Regions from separate parts of the Homo sapiens genome. Here region 2 is linked to region 1. Evidence: chromatin contacts called from ENCODE Hi-C or POLR2A ChIA-PET data. All regions are on one chromosome and are shown on one strand. The core of a region is the stretch at or near the end of the contact, and the rest is flanking DNA. Distances in the headings are between cores, read along the strand shown.

The links. Hi-C counts contacts between places; a loop is a spot of excess contacts on that map. ChIA-PET counts read pairs that join two places held with the same protein, here RNA polymerase II (POLR2A). Pooled maps may share reads with other maps.
Region 2: a loop to region 1 is called in a map of CD4-positive, alpha-beta memory T cell, with 25 times the contacts of the local background. The contact joins the promoter of PIBF1 here to the enhancer-like site in region 1. A Hi-C loop is called at or near these places in 1 of 168 maps with a recorded cell type or tissue (CD4-positive, alpha-beta memory T cell), 1 of 37 single-sample maps with no recorded cell type and 10 of 50 pooled maps. POLR2A ChIA-PET finds 5 or more read pairs at or near these places in 1 of 52 experiments (GM12878).

Annotation. Positions count from the first base shown.
Region 1 is chr13:71,287,637-71,293,270 of GRCh38, reverse strand. No RefSeq gene overlaps it. Among named protein-coding and RNA genes, the nearest start is that of LINC00348, 280 kb to the right of the region's middle. RefSeq lists an enhancer at 1,793-2,082. Within about 2 kb of position 2,155, at least 12 of the 41 ENCODE cell types and tissues checked have a DNase peak (open chromatin) inside an H3K27ac peak, as active enhancers do.
Region 2 is chr13:72,779,193-72,784,826 of GRCh38, reverse strand. PIBF1 (progesterone immunomodulatory binding factor 1) reads right to left here and starts at 2,694. Exons shown (of 18, transcript NM_006346.4): 1 at 2,478-2,694; 2 at 1,106-1,404. The coding sequence starts at 1,357. DIS3 (DIS3 exosome endoribonuclease and 3''-5'' exoribonuclease) reads left to right here and starts at 2,927. Exons shown (of 21, transcript NM_014953.5): 1 at 2,927-3,222; 2 at 3,824-3,981. The coding sequence starts at 2,995. RefSeq lists enhancers at 2,794-2,903, 2,821-3,735 and a silencer at 3,184-3,233.

The DNA of each region.
Region 1 (5,634 bases), core at 906-3,405:
CCTGGCTGATAGAAAAGACTCCAATGCCATCAAAAGCTTACATCTTTATCTTTATTCTGCACCATTCCTGTGAACTTATTGCTAAGTTCACTTGGAAGGCCAGTGGGGCTGCTGCAGTTCTGATCATTATGTCCACGTGGCAAACCACAAGAAGGAAGGTATTAAATAAGGTGACTTGGGAGGCCGAAGCAGGCAGATTGCAAGGTCAGAAGATCGAGACCATCCAGGCTAACACGGTGAAACCCCATCTCTACTAAAAATACAAACACAAAATTAGCCAGGCATAGTGGCAGGTGTCTGTAGTCCCAGCTACTCACGAGGCTGAGGCAGGAGAATGGCGTGAACCCAGGAGGCGAAGCTTGCAGTGAGCCGAGATCACACCACTACACTCCAGCCTGGGCGACAGAGCGAGACTCTGTCTCAAAAAATAAAAATAAAAATAAAAATAAATAAATAAATAAATAAATAAAGGTGGCTCCACTGGGAGGTAGCTCATTTAAAAAATCCTCATTTGTCTAAGTTGAATCATCTTGCTTAATAACCTTCCCAGTTGTCCTGTTACAGGGAGTTAGACAGGCATAAGCTGGGCAGGAGAGAGCTCTCCCCAACCCACAAGGAATGTTGGGTGCTGGTTCAGCAGTTATCACATCGCCTCTCTAAATGTGATAAATTGGCAGCTGGCACCAGGGAGAGACCATTTCCTGATGGTCCACACCTGTTGCACTAAAGTGTTAAATGAATGCAGATTCCAGGGAGAGGCAACTTACTGGGCATGTGCATTAAGAGACAAAATGGCAAAGTTGGACCTTCCTGGGACACACCACCAGAAAAGGGAAAAAAGCCGCAGATGGGCATGCATACAACTTCCTAAACACTGTGTGTACTTACCTCCCAAGCGTAAGGACACTGTTCATGTGGAAAGCCCACCATAAGGGAAGAATCATGGGGAAGGGACCAGCCTATCAAGTCCTAGGATCAAGGCGAAACATTACACCTGACTTTCACATGCCTGTTTGTGTCTTGTCCAAGCGTACTTTTCTTTCTTTCCTAGTCTAAAGCCTTTTAAAATAAACTTCCACTCCTGTTCTGAAACTTGCCTTGGTCTCTTTTTCTGCCTTATGCCCTCAGTCAAATTCTTTCTTCTGAGGAGGCAAGAATTGAGATTGCTGCAGATCCATACGGATTCGCTGCCAGTGACTCGATGCCTACTATCGGTAACATATTTGGTGCCTTAAGACTCAACTACTTGCACTGGTAACACATTTGGTGCTGTGAGACTCAGATATTTCTCACCCATAACAGTCCCACCCAACACTCACATACCAGTTTTCAGAATTTAGTCCTCTGGTTGGCAAAGTTCCAAGAGAGATTAGGAACTGTTGTCTTTTGTTCTAGATAGCAATATGTCCAACTAAAAATTGAGTTTCTGCTATTAAGGAAGAAGAAGAGAGACATAGTTGAGGTAGAAGACAGGAGTAAAATGAAAGCTAGATGTCTTCTTTTATTGTCTGGCTAAACCACTCCCTTTCTGAAAGGTCAATGTATGGTGTGATGTCCACAGAATCACAGCTAGGGACACTATCTATGTAATTTACAATACTTTAACATTTGAAAAGGGACACCATTTATATGCTGGAACAATAAATATAAACTAAGATCCTCCTGGGAAAATCAAGATATATAAGCACTGCTATCCTAGTTAAGAGAAACCTCACTAGCTCCTGTCATTTACCTTCTCAGTAACCTAAGGCTAATGTCAATGTTTCGGTAACAGACAGATTGCTGTTTCAGTAAACAGTGTTTCGGTAACAGTGAGGGACTAAGTGGCTAAGTTGGCTGGACTTCCTGGGTCAATAGGGACTTCCCTAAGGGGACTTTCCCCTAAGCCAAAAATAAGTCATAGCTGCAAGCTAAGGGATTGAAACTTCAACCAATCAAAGGGGACCTTCCCCTAAGCCAAAATGAGTCACAGCTGCAAGCTAAGGGATTGACACTTCAACCAATCATACAGGGAGTTTAAGCTCTAGCTGCAGCCTGATGTTTTTAACCAATCAAGCCTGCCAACCCACAAGCGGATTGAAAATAAGCTAATTCTATAGGATAGAAAAAGGAAAAGAGGAGGGGTCATAAGGGGATATAAGCATAAGACACCCAAGCCAAAAACGGCAACCTTTCCGGGTCTCCTTCCACCTCGTGGAAGCTTTACTTTCGCTTTCACTTTACTTTCACTTTAATAAATCTTGCTGCCACACACTCTTTGGGTGCACGCATTTCTCCAATTGAGCTGTAACACTCGCCGCTGAGGTCCATGGCTTCATTCCTTGAAGTCCATGAGATCACGAACCCTTTGAGAAAAAAACCTTCCATGAGGAGAAGACTTCTGGTCTCAACAGGAATAATATTAATAACCAATATTAGTAGACCAAACATGTTTGCAGATATCTTGTTTGCTGCCTTCCCCAAACGGCTGAAACATTTTGAAAACAAATGAAAACAACAACAACAAAAATAAAAGTTTTAGAAATAAGTTTATTTAACACAATAGTTAAACTAATTGCTCAAATTCAGAGTAGTGAAAGGCAAAGTCAGGATTTTATCTCCAGTAGTGGTCATTGCTCAAAAATACTGTAAGTAAAACTAACAATCCTTTGTTGACTGGGGCAGAAAAGTACAGTCAAAACAAACAATAGACCACCTAAGACCTGTGGGAAAAAGCTAAGAAATGTTGTTTGTTTGTTTTAGAAACTAGAACTCTCAAAAGCAACACGCACACTTGGGAATTTAGAAAGCCAAGAGGCATGTTCAGAAAACACCTGAGATGACCTTAACCTTTCAGGTTGGGCTGATATTTAGGCTCAGTGCAAGCTAGGCTAACTGTTGAAGGAGTATCCCAGTGAGAGGTGAAGCCAGCTGGGCTTCTGGGTTGGGTGGGGACTTGGAGAACTTTTCTGTCTAGCTAAAGGATGGTAAACACACCAATCAGCACTCTGTGTCTAGCTAAATGTTTGTAAACACACCAATCAGCACTCTGTAAAAACGGACAAATCAGCACTCTGTGTGTAGCTAAAGGTTTGTAAATGCACCAATCAGCATTTTGTAAAAACGGACCAGTCAGCACTCTGTAAAATGGACCAATCAGCAGGGCATGGGAGGGGCCAAATAAGGGAATAAATGTTGGCCATCCCAGCCAGCAGCAGCAACCCGCTGGGGTCTGCTTCCACACTGTGGAAGCTTTGTTCTTTTGTTCTTTATAATAAATCTTGCTGCTGCTCACTCTTTGGGTCTGCACTAGCTTTATAAGCTGTAAAACTCACTGCGAAGGTCTGAGGCTTCACTCCTGAAGTAGGCGGGACCATGAACCCACCAGGAGGAACAAACAACTCCAGACGCGCCACCTTTAAGAGCTGCAACACTAACTGCGAAGGTCTGCGGCTTCATTCCTGAAGTCAGCGAGACCACACACCCACCAGAAGGAAGAAACTCCAGACACATCTGAACATCAGAAGGAATAAACTCTGGACACACCATCTTTAAGAATTGTAACACTTACTGTGAGGGTCTGCAGCTTCATTCTTAAAGTCAGCGAGACCAAGAACCCACCGGAAGGAACCAATTCTGGACACACAAGCATGGAGATAATGTGCAAAGACTGGCAGAGGTCTGTCTGTCTTTTTCTTTTTTTTTGTGTCCCTTCCCTTCCCTTCTCTTTCTTTCCTTTTTCATTCATTCTTTCCTTTTTCATTCATTCTATTTCTTTTCTTTCTCTCTTTCTCCTTCCTTCCTTTCTTCCTATTGGCTCCTTGCCTTCAAAGACATCTCTGTGAAAGCACTAGCTGAACACAAGCTATGCAGAAGAGATGTCAACACTTTACATGATCAGAAATGAAGTTTTTACAGGAATAGTTTGGGTAGGTCACTTTTCAGGTAGCAGACCCTGAGGAAGAGGGAAAATCTGAGTTCCAGAGTTGCTACATTGTAAGATTTAAATGCTCAATTTTAAACAAAATAAATCACAAGGCATACAAAGAAACGGGAGTCTATGCCTTATTCTAAGGAATGAAGTAAATTTACAAAATTCATTCCTATAGAAGTCCAGTCATTAGACTTACTAGGCCAAAAATTTAAAACAACTATTTTAAGTGTGCTCAAAGAGCTAAAGAAACACATGCATAAGGAAATAAAGAAAATCAGAAAAACAAGATATTTACAAAATTAGAATCTCAATAAAGAGAAATTATAAAGAAAAGCCAAACAGAAATTATGGGGCTGAAAGGTATAATAATGGAAATAAAAATTTTACTATAGGGGTTCAACAGAAAATTTGAGCCAGTAGAAGAAAGAATCAATGAATAAGAATGAAATAATTCTTGAGAATAAGCCCATTGAAATTATTGATTCAAGAACAGAAAAAAAAAGAATGAAGAAAGGTGAACAGTGCCAAACAGGCTTGTGGGAGATCATCAAATGGAATAACATACATATTGTGGGAACAGCAGAAAGAGAGGAGACAGAGAAAGGGGTATAAAGGATATTTGAAGAAAAGTTGCCAAAATCCCTTGAAATTGATGAAAGATACGACAATATACATCCAAGAAGCTCAATGAACTCTAAGCAGCAAAACTCAGGGAGTTTATCAACAATGAATGGAAAACTGAAAAATTCACCAATATATGGAAATTAAAGAACACACTCTCAAACAACCAACAGGTCAAAGAAAAACTCACAAGAGAAATGAGAAAATACATAGAGATAAATGAAAATGAAAATGAAAATATACCATACTAAAACTTTGGGATGCAAAAAAGTAATGTTCAGAGGAAAATTTCTAAGTGTGAGCACCACATTGAATATTTTCAAATCAGTAAGCTAACTTTACACCTTAAGAGGAAGAAAAAGAGGAACAAATTAAATCCAAAGATGGCAAAAGAAAGGAAACTTTAAAAAATAGCATGATTTAAAGAGGGAATAGAAAAAAAGAGAAAATCGATGAAACAAAATGCTGGTTTTTCTAAAAGATAAAAGAGAATTGACAAACCTTTAGCTACATAGATTAAGGAAAACAACAAAAATAACTAAAATCAGAAATGAAAGTGAGGACATTACTACTTACCTTAAAAGTAAAAAGTATTTTTAAAAAAGAGCATCAACAATTGTACGAGAACAAATTAGATAACTTGATGAAATGGCCAAATTCCTAGAGACGTACACATTATCTAAACTGACACAATATGAAAACAACAGACAAATAGTATGGAAATAGACAAACATGTAAATGTTTAGTGGATTTTTAACAAAGTTGATAAGATTATGCAAAAGGGAAAGGATGGTGTTAAAGTGACACAGTGCTTAAAAAATGGAATAGTCACTTAAAAATTAAACCCTTAATTTATAGTATACACCAAAAAATTCAAAATTGATCATAGAACCAAAGATGAAAACTAAAAGTTAAAAATTTCTAGGAGGAAATCTACAGAATCACAGCATAAAATTTTTAAGAATTTGATTTGGGGAGGTGGCAGAGAAAGATGGCCAGATGAAAGCCTCCACTGATCATCTCCCCTCAGGAAAACCAAACTGAACAACTATCCACACAGAAAAGCAACTTCATGAGAACCAAAAACCAGATGAGCAATT
Region 2 (5,634 bases), core at 1,445-3,944, 1.5 Mb before region 1:
GTAATTTATCCATATCTACGTTTAAATCACTCCATATTTCAATACTTAAATTATTATTATTATTTTTTTGAGATAGGGTCTCACTCTGTTACCCAGGCTGGAGTGCAGTGGTACGATCTCAGCTCACTGCAATGTCTGCCCCCGGATTCAAGTGATTCTCCCGCCTCAGCCTCGGAAGTAGCTGGGCCTGCAGGCGCAGCACCACTACGCGGGGCTATTTTATTTTTTTAGTAGCAAGGGTGGTCTCACCATGTTGCTCAGGGTAGTCTCGAACTCCTGAGCTTGGAGCAATCCACTGGCCTCAGCATCCAAAGTGCTGGAATTACAGGTGTGAGCCACCGCACTTGGCCTCCAATTATTATTATTATTATTATTACTAGTTTTTGAGAGTCTTGCTGTGTTGCCCAGGCTGGAGTGCAGTGGCACGATTGTGGCTCACTGCAAACTCTGCCTCCTGGGTTCAAGCAATTCTCCTGCCTCAGCCTCCCGAGCAGCTGGGATTACAGGCACCCACCATCATGGCTGGCTAATTTTTTTTTTTTTTTTTTTTTAAGTAGAGCTGGGGTTTCACAATGTTGGCCAGGTTGGTCTCAAACTCCTGACCTCAGGTGATCCCAACTGACAGATAAAACTGTGTGTATATGTCATGTACAACATAATGTTTTGAAGTATACGTACATTGTGAAATGGTTAACTCTAGCTAATTAAAAAATGTTTTACCTCACATAGTTATTTTAGTAATGAGAACACTTAACATCTGCTGTGTTTTTCAAAAACACAATGTTTTCCAAGATTACAATGTCATTAACTATAGCCACCATGCTGTCCAATAGATCTCTTGAATGTATTCCTCCTATTCAACTGTAATTATGTATCCTTTGACCAACATCTCCCCAACCCTCCTTCACCCCTAACCATGCCAGCCCTTGGTAACCACCATTCTATTCTCTACTTCTATGAACACCAAAATTATTTAAAGGCTGTACTTGTCAAGAAATATAAATGTATCATTTCAAGTTCAGATAATGTGTGTATTTAATTCTTATTTACCTGCCGTTTGAAGACAATAAAGCATATAGAACACAAAATTTAAACCTGATCTTACCTTTGTAAGATAATCCACTTTCAAATTGTCGATCATCATAGTTTTCTGGGATAGCTCAATTTTTAGTAACTGAATATTATGAAGTAGTTCTTTTCGTTCAATTAGCTGCCTGGTGATTCTGACTTTGCCCTCTCGCTCTTCTGATGAGGAAATATCATCCGTAGGAACTGTTGTTTCTAAACTAATATCTTCAGATTCCAGAGAACTAGAGATGTTCACTTTTTTTGACTCCTTTGAAATTTTTCGAGACATTTTTATTATTATGGATCAGTTTTCTTCTCTAATTTGATTTTAATATTCTGTAGGTTAAAAAACATTAATTCAAATGTACTATAAAATTAACTACAGAAATCATGGACTGTATTAAAGAGAGACTAAGGATTCCTTAAATAAATATTAGGCAATTTAGTGCATCCCAAATCTAGAACAGATTATTGCAGTTAAGTTAATGCTCAAATCAAACACATTAATTCCTAATATGAAGTCAGCCTTCGAGAAACTTAAAAAAACAGTTCCTGCGGGGAGGAATCTTACTTGGAGGAAACAAAGAAATGTACAAGATGAAGAAAAAAGCCCATTATAATCAAGAATGGCACCACTAAAACCAACACATGCTCAAAGATAACAGAAATCACGTCTGAGTTGGTCAGGGAAACGTTACACAGAGGTAGCACTTAGAATCTTTAAAGATTTGGACAGGCATGGTAAAAAGGAGAAATCATGCAGTTATTAATGATACGTAAGTGGAAGTAAAAAAACAAAGCCAAGTCTTGGAATAGTTACTCCTTTCACCGCCCCCCCAACACAAACACAAACACACACACACACACACACACACACACACACGCCCTTAACGATCAAGACTGGAAGGCCTTAAATGTCAAAATAGGGTTGGATTTTATTCTACAGGCAATGAGGCATCATTGAAGATGTTTTAAATAGGGAAAACGGGGACAAAAACATTTTTTATAGATAGCAGAATGAAAACAACAGGATATAAGAAAAATTCAAGAAATTCTAAATAGAACTTACTTCTAACTCTCTCATAAGAATGTTAGCAACTACCTTGTTTTAATACCTCATGATATAACAAATTATGCTATTAAATATTTCAGTTTTTCTAAACTGAATGATAAGGAAAGGTGTGTGGAGGGGAAACAGCGAGAACTATACTAAGATCGGCCTCCCTCCTTCTTTTTGAAGGGAAATAGGTAAGAAAAAGTGAATTCAAAGACAAATTCTCTCCTCGATTACAAAGGGCCCGAGACGGGGACTGCCTATACACTCGGCGTGAAAATTAAGCCCCAAACTTGGCAGCTCGGGGGATTCCTTGCCCCACGCGGGAAAGAAAGCGATGATAGTCGCAAGTTACCTCGAAAGTGTCAATTACTCCACACTGAAGCCTTGACCAGCAGCCAGTGCAGACACCGAGGGACCAAAGGCGTCTCCGGTCGGAAGCACAAGGTTGCAGGCCCTCAACAAGGGATTTCAAGGCAGGGGACCGTTAGGACCCGTAACCAAGACAACCATCTCCGCACCCGCAAGGAGGACAGAACCAGCACTCCCACAAGCCGCCGGAAGTCAACTCTCCCGGATGTTCCGAGGAGCGGAAAGCAACACACGTTGTGAGGTGGCGTCCAGAAGGAAGCCCCGCCTAGGCCACGGGCGGAAATGGCTCCTCGCCTTGCTTTGCCGCCCCTCCCCACTCTCGCCCAATCCCCGCGGCCGTCAGAGAGCCAACCAATGTTTATCTCGGCATTTTCCCGCGAGAAGTGTTACTAATATCCGGGAATGGAAAGGGAAGAACCTCCGGGGTTAGGCGTATTCTAGATTGACGCCTTTTGCTGGAAGAGCGCTGCTGGGGTTAGGATTCTGCGCGGCGAGGCAAGATGCTCAAGTCCAAGACGTTCTTAAAAAAGACCCGGGCGGGCGGCGTGATGAAGATCGTGCGCGAGCACTACCTGCGAGACGACATCGGCTGCGGTGCGCCCGGGTGCGCAGCGTGTGGAGGGGCGCACGAGGGGCCGGCCCTGGAGCCGCAGCCCCAGGACCCGGCGAGCAGCGTCTGCCCGCAACCGCACTACTTGCTGCCCGACACTAATGTGTTACTGCACCAGGTGCGTGGGCGGGCGAACCGCGGACAGCGCGGCCCCACGGGGACAAGGGGGTATGACAGGGAAACTGAGGCCCAGGGAGGCGGGTCTTTGGCAGTGTCACATACCTAGCGAAAGGGAAACCCCCTCGGGACCGAAGCTTCCTGTTCCCCAGGCCGAGGTTCTTTTCCTTGTGCTTTAAAAAATTTAGTTCTTGGAGTCGTAGTTCAGACACGTTATTTTTCTAACTCCTGGTGTCTCTTCTGCCTTAGATTGTAAGTGCCTGGAGGCCGGGGACCTGGGCTTCTGTGGCCTCCAGCCTGCGACTCCCAGGCAGCTTGTAAGTGCCTAGGAACAAAAAACTATGTGGGCCAACGTATTCCTTTATTAATACCCTTAATTCTACGAAGTCTTGTGATTGGTCTGTTTAAGTGTGCTTTTTTTAATAGATCTGAAGGGTTTAGTGACTATTGTCTCGTTTTCTATAGCCAAATAGCTTCTTGGCTTAACTTATTCAGTGTTTTTAAAACATAAAGTATTTATGCCCAACATAAAACAGGATTTTATGTTTGACAGAGCTATTTACAAATGAATATAGGAAAAATTAACTTTATCTTTCTTTAAGATTGATGTTCTTGAGGACCCTGCCATCAGGAATGTAATTGTGCTACAAACAGTTCTTCAAGAAGTGAGAAATCGCAGTGCCCCCGTATATAAACGCATCCGAGATGTGACTAATAACCAAGAGAAGCATTTCTATACTTTCACTAATGAGCACCATAGGTAGGAGGAATATTACGTTAAATATCAGAAAACCACAGGATTAGCAAAATTCGGGAGAGGGTTCCTGTGAGTAATTTATGACATTGTCAGAAGATAAGTGATAGATTTCATACCTTATTTAATTCTTACATGGCTGTGCAGAAGATAATGCTAAGTGGATCTCTCTAAGGTCACACAGGCATTGATGGGCTCAAGCCTAAAACCAAGGTCTGCTGACTCCTAGACTACAATAGGTACTTTAATTTCCAAAATGTTTTCATTTTGAATTGGTTTTAGCATGAGTTGGACCATAGAATCTTGGAAGATGAGATTTGCTTAAGTTCCTGGAATACCATATTATGTGAACAACTAACAGAGGGTAATAAAATATATGAGTTTGTGAAGTTTCTATTTTGTTTAAAAATAGAAAGTAGATTTATTCTTAATGGTCTTTTTAAAAGTTTAATACTTTGCAGCTGATTACATTGAGCAAGATTAGGTTAAGGAATAGAATTCTTTTTTTTTTTTTTTTTTTTTTTTTGAGATGGAGTCTCACTCTGTCACCCAGGCTGGAGTGCAGTGGTGTGATCTCTGCTCACTGCAACCTCCACCTCCCAAGTTCAAGCGATTCTTCTGCCTCAGCCTCCTGAGTAGCTGGGATTACAGTCACGCACCACTATGCCAGGCTAATTTTTGTATTTTTAGTAGAGACAGGGTTTCACCATGTTGGTCAGGCTGGTCTCGAATTCCTGACCTCGTGATCCACCTGCCTCAGCCTCTCAAAGTGGTGGGATTACAGGCATGAGCTACCGTGCCTGGCCAGGAATATAATTCTTTGTTGTGCTTTTAGATTCAAGACCTTTGAACTCAGTGTGTGGTCTCAAAAATATGATATTGCCTATTACGTTATATTACATAAATAATCTATGATGAGTATGGTACTTTTATTGGATTAGATCAGGGCTTCTCAATCTTGGCATTATAGATATTTTGAACTGAATAATTTTTTTGTGGTGGAAAGGCTGTTTTATACATTGTAGTATGTTTAACAGTGTTCCTAGCCTATTTGGCAGGATCACCACCCCTTACCCCCCCCACCACCACCACCACCACCACCACTCAGTTGTAATGATACAAAATGCCCTGAGGGGTGAATTCACTCAATTGAGAACCATTGGATTAGAGTGTAGACTTCTGGTAATGAAATTCCATCAGATTATGCACATTTTTAAAAACCTTAATATCTCAACTTTCTTGATTCTTATATCTCAAACTTCAATGTTCTTGTAAAGAATACCAGTAAAGCCCTTGTAGGCTTCTTATTGTTAGTACCTCCTTGAAATCCAGAAATAGCAACATCACTTGTTTTTCAGTGCAGAAAGACCCAAGTTTAAAACCAATTCAAAAATTTATGACTGTGTCTTTCACTGATGAGCTTAAAACATTAGCAGCTGGGCGTGGTGGCTTATGTCTGTAATCCTGGCACTTTGGGAGGTTGAGGTGGGCAGATCACTTGAGGCCAGGAGTTCCAGACCAGCTTAGCCAACCTGGAAAATCCCTGTCTCTTAAAAATACAAAAATTAGCTGGTTATGGTGGTACATGCCTCTAGTCCCAGCTACTTGCGAGGCTGAGTTGGGAGGATCACTTGAACCCGGAGGTAGAGGTTGCAGTAA